Linked DNA regions of Homo sapiens: regions 1 and 2 are each linked to region 3. A link is a contact called in ENCODE Hi-C or POLR2A ChIA-PET data. All regions are on one chromosome and are shown on one strand. The core of a region is the stretch at or near the end of the contact, and the rest is flanking DNA. Distances in the headings are between cores, read along the strand shown.

What was found. A loop is a pair of places that touch in the nucleus more often than their neighbours do. ChIA-PET counts read pairs that join two places held with the same protein, here RNA polymerase II (POLR2A). Pooled maps may share reads with other maps.
Region 1: a loop to region 3 is called in a map with no recorded cell type, with 7 times the contacts of the local background. The contact joins the promoter of SMIM41-AS1 here to the enhancer-like site in region 3. A Hi-C loop is called at or near these places in 28 of 37 single-sample maps with no recorded cell type and 7 of 50 pooled maps. POLR2A ChIA-PET finds 5 or more read pairs at or near these places in 2 of 52 experiments (HEK293 and OCI-LY7).
Region 2: POLR2A ChIA-PET joins it to region 3 with 10 read pairs in T-cell. The contact joins two enhancer-like sites. POLR2A ChIA-PET finds 5 or more read pairs at or near these places in 2 of 52 experiments (OCI-LY7 and T-cell).

Annotation. Positions count from the first base shown.
Region 1 is chr12:52,116,296-52,119,506 of GRCh38, forward strand. It overlaps SMIM41-AS1 (SMIM41 antisense RNA 1), which reads right to left and starts at 1,923. Exons shown (of 4, transcript XR_007063312.1): 1 at 1,598-1,923. RefSeq lists enhancers at 412-621, 1,985-2,224, 2,545-2,684, 2,695-2,754, 2,785-2,834.
Region 2 is chr12:52,227,115-52,229,936 of GRCh38, forward strand. It overlaps the pseudogene TMT1AP1. Among named protein-coding and RNA genes, the nearest start is that of KRT7, 4.7 kb to the right of the region's middle. Within about 2 kb of position 1,402, at least 4 of the 41 ENCODE cell types and tissues checked have a DNase peak (open chromatin) inside an H3K27ac peak, as active enhancers do.
Region 3 is chr12:51,976,281-51,979,171 of GRCh38, forward strand. ACVR1B (activin A receptor type 1B) reads left to right here. Exons shown (of 9, transcript NM_004302.5): 3 at 47-295. Among named protein-coding and RNA genes, the nearest start is that of ACVR1B, 26 kb to the left of the region's middle. Within about 2 kb of position 1,396, at least 3 of the 41 ENCODE cell types and tissues checked have a DNase peak (open chromatin) inside an H3K27ac peak, as active enhancers do.

The sequences.
Region 1 (3,211 bases), core at 673-3,172, 140 kb after region 3:
CTGTGAAGTCTACCTGGAGATCTTCAAAGGGGGCTGCTCCATAAGCTTTTATGCCGGGCGGAACGGCTGGACCTTGCCTCGCATTGTGCTGTCAGCAGGTAACACACCGCTGTGTCACCGTTTTGGCAAGGGCTGACAAATGCGAGATGTAGAAATACCAGCCTAACAACTTTTCCAGTGACTCTGACCTAGATGGGTGGTTTCATGCACAGCCAGTACAACTGCAGCTCCTAGCAGCTGTGGCACAGCTACTCTCCCATCTGGTAACCGAATCCATCCTTCCTCCATCACTTGTCCTTCCCTCTACCTGGAGAAAGTCCTTTTCTTCTTTAGAATAAGTAGGTACAAGATCAGGTGCTTGAGGGAGCAGAGTGGCTGTGACTGATTGCCGGAAGGGGGCAGATGCTGCTTTTCGAGCCTCTGAGTCAGCGCGGGAATTCCCCAAACCCAGCAAGGTGGAAGCTCGCTGATGTCCTCTGCAATGCATACCTGCCACCTTGTGGGGTTTCCATACTGCTTCTAATAATTGCAAGATTTCTTGTTGATATTTTATGTCTTTTCCCCCAGAGTTCCATAGGCCGTTTTCTTTCTATAATGCTCCATGCACTTGAAGGGTTAAAAAGGCATACCGAGAATCAGTGTCAATGTTTACAGTCTTACCTTCATGGAGTTCTAAGGCCCAAATTAAAGCAATGGGTTCAGCTTTCTGGGCTGAAGTGCCCTGGGGCAACGATCTGGCTTCAACAACAGTGTACAGGGTTACCACTGCATACCCTGCACATCTCTCTCCTTGTAGGTTGATGAAGCTGCTCCCGTCCACGTGTAGTTCCCAGTCTACTGATGCCCAAGGCTGGTCCCGGAGGTCAGATCTACTAGAGTCAACTGAGTCAAACACTTCTACACAATCATGCCCGACAGGGCTCTCTGATACTGGGAGCAAGGTGGTGGGGTTTAGGGTGTTCCAAACTTCAATGGTTATACGGAGATTTTCACAGAGCAAACTTTGGTACTTGGTGAGTCTAGCATTCGTTAGCCAATGATGTCCTTTAGTATTCATTAAAGTCAACACAGCATGGGGAGCCTTTATGTTCAGGTTTTGCCCAAGAGTCAGCTTATTTGCTTCTTGTACTAGCAGGGCAGTTGCTGCCAAGGCCCTCAAACACAGGGGCCATCCTTTAGGAACCCCATCTAGTTGTTTAGAGAGGTAGGCCACTGGCCTCGGCCAGGGCCCCACAGTTTGGATGAAAACTCCAACTGCCATCTTTTCTCTCTCTGACACATACAATGTAAAAGGCTTTGTCAGATCGGGTAGCCCCAGGGCTGGGGCTGACATAAGTTTTTTCCTTTAACTCATGAAAGGCTTGCTGTTGTTGAGATCCCCATTCAAAAGGTTCCCGGTCCCCCACTTTGTGACCTCATACAAAGGCTTGGCTAATACTGCAAAGTTTGGGATCCACAGTCTACAAAACCCCACAGCTCCTAAGAATTCTCTCACTTGCCTTCTGCTCTTAGGCTCCAGTAGATTGCAAATGACCTGCTTTCTTTCTGATCCCAGGCTGCATTCCCCGTGTCGGATAGTAAATCCCAAGTAACGTACCTGCTGTCGACAGATCTCAGCTTTTTTCTTGGACACCTTATACCCACAGTCCTCCAGGCGCTGGAGTAGGGCATCCGTTCCCTTGGCGCACCTGACTGCCGTGGGGTGTCTCAGCAAAAGGTCATCAACGTACTGGAGCAACACGCAGCCTAGGTCTCTGGTGGGAAGCTTCTGGAGGTCTGTAGCCAACGCCTCCCTGAAGATGGTGGGGGAGCTCTGGAACCCTTGGGGAAGCCGGGTCCAAGTGTACTGAGTAGTGATACCTGACTCCGGATCTTCCCACTGAAAGGCAAACAGCTTCTGGCTCTCGGGAGCTAATCTGATACGAAAGAAAGCGTCTTTCAGGTCCAAGCAGGTGAACCAGCTGTCCTCAGCTGGCAGCAATCCCAACAACGTGTACGGGTTAGGTACTGTTGGATGTAAAGTCACTGTAGCTTGATTAACCAAGCGCAAATCCTGTACCGGCCTGTAGTCCTTGGTCCCTGGCTTGGGAACAGGCAGGAGGGGAGTGTATACTTGGCATGAAGTACAGCAAATGGAAAAACTTAAATTTTAAAAAAAGAAGAGGTGGGTAGGATGAGGCCAGGCGCAGTGCTTGTAATCCCAGCACTTCGGGAGATCAATGGTGTGAGCCAGTCTAAACCTCCATCTGTGACCTGAAGCTGGCCTATGGGCTGCCGATTTTTGACCTCTGATGACTGACAGGGCTGTCTTCAGTTTCAGTTCCCTCCTGAGCATCAGAGCCATACACAGAACAGCCTACCAGATGCTTTCACTGGGATGTCCTAAGACCTCTCAGTTTCCATGTGTTCAAAACCACACTTGTCATCTCCAAGCTGATTCATCGTGGGTTTCTGTTCCTAGTGATGATACATAAGCACCCCATTGCCCCGGCCAGACCCCCAGGAGACCTCCAAGGCCCTGAGCATTCCTTCCCCTCTTTCAGTGGGTCTCCATGATTTCTTGGCTCTACTCACTTGTGGCATGCCAGGTCTCACGAACGCAGGCCTCCATAACAACTGTTTCAGTACTGGCTGAGTGGTTAAGTTAAATATTAAATAGCCAGTGCCCTGACAATCCTAGAGTCCATGCCCTCCCCATTTCTTTGCCTCCCCATTTCAGGCCCCTACCCTCCCTCACCTGGACCATCTTCACAGCCTCCTAACTGGTGCAGCTATTTACATTTGAATTAATTAAAAGGGGCCAGGCTCAGTGGCTCATGCCTGTAATCCCAGCACTTTGGGAGGCTGAGGTGGTGGATCACCTGAGGTCAGGAGTTCGAAACTAGCCTGGCCAACAAAGTGAAACCCCCGTCTCTACTAAAGATACACAATTTAGCCGGGAGTGGTGTCGCGTGCCTGTAGTCCCAGCTACTTGGGAGGCTGAGGCAGGAGAACTGCTTGAACCCGGGAGGTGGAGGTTGCGGTGAGCCAAGATTGCACCACTGCACTCTAGCCTGGGTGACAAAGCAAGACTCCGTCTCAAAAAAAAAAAAAATTAATTGAAAGGAAATAATGTTTAAAAATTAGTTCCTGCGTCTTACTAGCCTCATTATTTCAAGGGCTCAATAGCCACACTTCCTTACTGCAGAAAGTCCTGTGGGAGCATGTTGCC
Region 2 (2,822 bases), core at 152-2,651, 250 kb after region 3:
TATACAAAGGTATCCCCATGAACCATTTCTAAGGAAACTATCCAAGAAGGTAGTCTAGGCAATTGAAACTTAAATTTGAAAAACAAATGAGCAAAACAATTTAAAACTCACAATAGGGAAAGACAAATAGCATGAGAAACAGTGGAGACCAATACATCTAGTGGAATATGTATTAAATAAATGAATGATGAATGAAAGAGAAGACAGGGAAGAAAAACCGTTAGAAATAGTTTGAAACTAAAATGACAGGTTATTTCCACCAAATCCAGGATTTGGGATGGAGGGGCTTGTGGGGGTGAGGATGGGGAAATAAAAGGTGCTATAGGTGTGATCTAAATTGAGGGGATTACATTACTGTATGCTTTTGGTATGATGATAGTGAAATAGGGGTTCAAATATAACTTGAAAGATGAAAGTAACTGTTAGTAAACTTGCGGTAGATAGAAAAACTTCCAAATACCAGGCAGGGGAAACATGAGTAGCTACAATTTTCCCCCCTCTATGTTCTTTAATGGTTTTGTTATTATTATTATCATTATTTTTGAGACAGGGTCTCACTCTGTCACCCATGTGGGAATGCAGTGACACAATCTTGGTTCACTGCAACTTCTGCCTCCTGGGCTTAAGAGATCCTCTCTCCTCAGCCTACCATGTAACTGTAACTGGGACTACAGGCGCGTACCACCACGCCCAGCTCTTCTTCTTTTTCCTCTTCTTCTTCTTCTTCTTCCTCCTCCTCCTCCTCCCCCCTCCCCCTCCCCTCCTCCTCCTCCTCCTCCTCCTCCTCTTCTTCCTCTTCTTCTTCTTCCTCTTCCTCTTCTTCTTCTTCTTCTTCTTGGCTTAAGAGATCCTCTCTCCTCAGCCTCCCATGTAACTGTAACTGGGAGTACAGGCATGTACCACCACGCCCAGCTCTTCTTCTTCTTCTTCTTCTTCTTCCTCTCCGTCTTCTTCTTCTTCTTCTCCTCCTCCCCCCCTCCCCTCCCCCTCCCTTCCCCCTCCCCTCCCCCTCCCCTCCCCCTCCCCCTCCTCCTTCTTCTTCTCCTTCTTCTTCTTCTTCTTCTTCTTCTTTATATTTTGAAGAGATGGGGTTTTCCATGTTGCCCAGGCTGGTCTTGAACTCCTGAGCTCAAGCAATTGCCTGCCTTGGCCTCCCAAAGTGCTGGGATTACAGGCATGAGCCATCACACCTGGCCACTGTTCTTTAATTTTTGAATTCTTTTTAATGACGAGGCTGCATTGATTAATTGCCCTTATAATTATAATCAATGAAGTAAGAAACACTGAAAAGTAAATAGTGTTCAAAGATACCCTGTGGTGCCATAAGCAATGTGTTTGGAGAAACTCCTTTCTTCCATCTCTTACATTCTTTCCCTGTATGCTTCCCCCGCTATCCAGAAACAATGACTAATGACTGTCACTAGGGAAAAGGGCTAGAGAATGGCACGTAGGTGACTTTGTGAGGGCCCAGAATAAGAACTGAATAACATATGATGCCAATAAAGATGGCTATCTGTGTACTTACAAGTTCTTATTTGTTAGGGAAGGGAGATGTTCTGGCATGCACTATAGGGAATTTTTAATCCTCATCTTTAGAAAACCGGACTCTGTGATGGGATTTAGAAGACACCAGGTTGAAAGCCACCAATGGAGCAGCATGGTGAGAAGGTCTCTGGCCTAGAAATTAAGGTGCCTCAGTTTAGTTGTGTCTCTGCCATTTTTGTGAGCCATGTGTCTTTGCGTAACTCATTTAATCCCTCTGAGACTAATTTTCCCACTCCAGGAAAACTGTGTTGCTACACATAGTCAGCACTCTTAAAATCTCTTGAAATGTCTGTTGAATAAATAATGAACAAACAAATGAGTAAAGTGACTTGTCTAAGGTCGCCCTCAGTGTGAGCTGTGCCTGAGCCCACAGGTGTCCGGATGCAGCCTGATACTCCATCCAGGTTAGCACACCTCCCCCACTCACTCACCGGTCTCAGCACTCTGCACACCTCATGGAGACTCTGCTCCAGGTTCTTCACAGAGCACAGCACCAAGGTGCAGACCAGCATGTCCACAGAGCCATCGGCCACCTGGTGCGTGTTCTCCCTGGCAGCTACCACAAAGCGCTCAAACTGCAGGTGTTGGTTCTCTGCAATGCTTTTGATCAAAAACTTCTCAAAGTTGGGGTTGGGGTCAATACAGGTCACCCTGCACCCAGGTGGCTAGTACTTGAAGTTGGCCCCCATGCCACAGCCCACCTCCAGCAGGGAGAGCTTCTTGGAGGGGCCCACAAACTCCTGCAGGTTGCCAAAGAGCTCCTGCTTCTTGCTTGCCATCTGTTCTTTGTACATCACAGTGAACCTCACCAAGAAGTAGGGGAACCATTTTTGCACATCCAGTTCTACAAGCCCATAAAGTTCAGCAGGTACATGGGAAATGCTAGGATGTCAATGGCCAGCAACGAGGAGGCCCAGGAGACACTGCTGACCAAAGGCAGAGAGAAGTGCCCAGTGGCAAAGGGGATACCGCTCAGATGGGGATTGCATTGGTGGTCACACCCGACCCCAAGGATGTGGCTTTCTCCAGTAATGCTTTGCAGGCTAGAGCTCGAGGAGAGGAGTCTGAGGTTTAGGCTGAATAGGGCTGGAGATTTATCCACGTGGGGACTGAAGAGTCAGGGGTCAGAGGGTGAGAGTAATGGTCAGGGAGCCTGAGCTGGAAAGAAAGGTGAAAGGAGGGTGGTGGGTGGGGAGAAAACGGAACAGCCAAGTTCAGGACTGGGGGTGCTGGTGTAGCTGAGGAATCCACCAATGACAGTGAGAGTTATTATCAAT
Region 3 (2,891 bases), core at 146-2,645:
TGTTTTTACTTCTCATTCTTTCCCTCTCCTCTCTCACTTGACTCAGGTCACCTCAAGGAGCCTGAGCACCCGTCCATGTGGGGCCCGGTGGAGCTGGTAGGCATCATCGCCGGCCCGGTGTTCCTCCTGTTCCTCATCATCATCATTGTTTTCCTTGTCATTAACTATCATCAGCGTGTCTATCACAACCGCCAGAGACTGGACATGGAAGATCCCTCATGTGAGATGTGTCTCTCCAAAGACAAGACGCTCCAGGATCTTGTCTACGATCTCTCCACCTCAGGGTCTGGCTCAGGTACCAAGTTCTTCAGGGCATCATGTCTGTGGTTGGCTTTCATCAGTTTCCCAGCAGGATAGAGTGCTTGTAGAGAAGGCTGGAGGCCCTGCATTTGTTTCTACCAGCATTGAGTCATTTGGTTTCCTAGTTCCCCTTCTTTTGGAGTCTGACGTGTAATAAGATAAGATAATGGGTTCACAGAAAATCTCTCATTCCGTGGGATTCCCAAGGTCTAGTACACAATTATCCACTACAGAAGTCCTGCCTCTCTAAGCTTTGCAACTGTACGTACATCTATTAAAATTCAGCTGGTCCCACCTGAGCAGTGGAGTGCTCAATTTCAGGGCCCCTTTTGAGAAACAGGAGTGTGCCAGATTCCTGTGAGGTGGTGACAGCTAATCATTGATCTCTGAGCAACCACAAGGGGAGTTTAAGGACATCCAGTAAAGCTTAGAGTTGGGATTTGGTGAATCATTGACTTGTACCAGTTGCCCAAGGGTTTTTGGTGGGGGTGAAAATAAAGGCAGTGTGGGCCTCCAGCATAGCATCAGCACTATTTCCTGTACTGCCTTTTGTTGACCAAGTCTTTCTCAGATGAGGGAAATGAACCAAACACTGGACCTTGGCATAAGACGAGAATTTAAGATAAAGGAGCTCGGGGTTGTTTAGGTCTCAGGGTATAGCTCAGCTAGCTATTAAATGTGAACATGAATGCAAAAGAATTTTTTTACTTACTTATTTATGTATTTATTTATTTAGAAACAGAGTCTTGCTCTGTTTCCCAGGCAGGAGTGCAGTGGCGCAATTTCCGCTCTCTGAAACCTCCACCTGCCTGGTTCAAGTGATTCTCCTGCCTCAGCCTCCTGAGTAGCTGGGATTACAGGAATGCGCCACCACAGCGACTAATTTTTGTATTTTTAGTAGAGACAAGGTTTCGCCACATCAGTCAGGCTGGTCTTGTGTTCTTGACCTCAAGTGATCCGCCTGCCTCGTAAAGAATTTTTTTAATGAAGATAAACCATTATTTTTGTGACAATGGTATTGCATTCCTTTTTTTTTTTTTTTTTTTTTGTTTTAAGATATGGTCTCGCTCTGTTGTTGCCCAGGCTGCAGTGCCATTGTGCAATCACAGCTGACTGCAGCCTTAACCTCCTGGGCTCAAGAGATCCTCCACCTTAGTCTCCTGAGTAGCTGAGATGTCAGGCATGTGCCACCAAGCCTGGCAATTTTTTTTTTTTTTTTTTTTTTTGTGGAAGGTTTCACTTTGTTGCCCAGGCTGGTCTCAAATTCTTGGCTTCAAGTCCATTCTTAAAAAAGAAAAAAAACATCCACAAAGATCACTGTTGCCATTCTAGCTAAAACGCAGAGGATCTTATTTGTGAGAACTTTGCGTGTTTTTATGTATGTTTCCTTGACGTGGGACAAGACTGTTGTTCTGTGGGGAAATTATGCCATCAGTCATGCCCAGACATTCTGCTTGACACGGGAGTACTTTGAGCTGTGACATCTCCTGAATTTCAGTGGCTTTGCTTTTATTAAGCTCTGCAGTAGAGAGCACCAAAATGATGGATATATTTAAAAGCTGCATATTTTTAGAAACAGCAAAAATCTAGGGCTTGTTCCTTGTTGAAAGAGGTAGGGCAGTGGTTAGAACCTCCTGGCTGACTGTGGGAATTGATTTGCTGCTAGAGGAGGGTAGATTGGGTTTTCCAAAGTCTTTTTAAGACCCAGACCAGCTGAAACAAGGGAAGGGCCATGGTAGTTGTTTAGTCGTCTGTGGTAAAATGGTTAATAACTATTTCCCTCTGAGTGGTTTAGTATATTCTTCATTCAGAATATGCAGAGCTTCCAAGGTGTTAGGTTTCTAATAATGTGGTTTTTAAAGTAGTAAGTCCATGCTGCTCATATGACTTTCAATTCATTTAAATAAGTATATACTGAATACCTTCTGGGTGATATGGTTTTAAACAGATTAGAAAGAGCCTGACCCGGCCAGGCGCGGTGGCTCACGCCTGTAATCCCAGCACTTTGGGAGGCTGAGGTGGGTGGATCATGAGGTCAGAGGAGATCCAGACCATCCTGGCTAACATGGTGAAACCCTGTCTCTACTAAAAATACAAAAAATTAGCCGGGCGTGGTGGCGGCGCCTGTAGTCCCAGGTACTCAAGAGGCTGAGGCAGGAGAATGGTGTGAACCTGGGAGGCGGAGCTTGCAGTGAGCCGAGATCACGCCACTGCACTCCAGCCTGGGCAACAGAGCGAGACTCCGTCTCAAAAAAAAAAAAAAAAAAAAGGCTGACCCAGGATTGGATCAGAGAGACAGGAATTGTTGGGAAGAGTCTCACAGAGGAGGGCACATTTAAAGGAGTCTTGAGGCCGGGCAGATCACATGAGGTCAAAAGTTTGAGACCAGCCTGACTAACATGGTGAAACCTCGTCTCTACTAAATACAAAAAATTAGCCGGGTGTAGTGGCACACGCCTATAATTCCAGCTACTTGGGAAGCTGAGGCAGGAGAATTGCTTGAACCCGGGAGGCAGAGGTTGCAGTGAGCCCAGATCATGCCATTGCACTCCAGCCTGGGCAGCAAGAGCAAAGCTCCGTCTCAAAAAAAA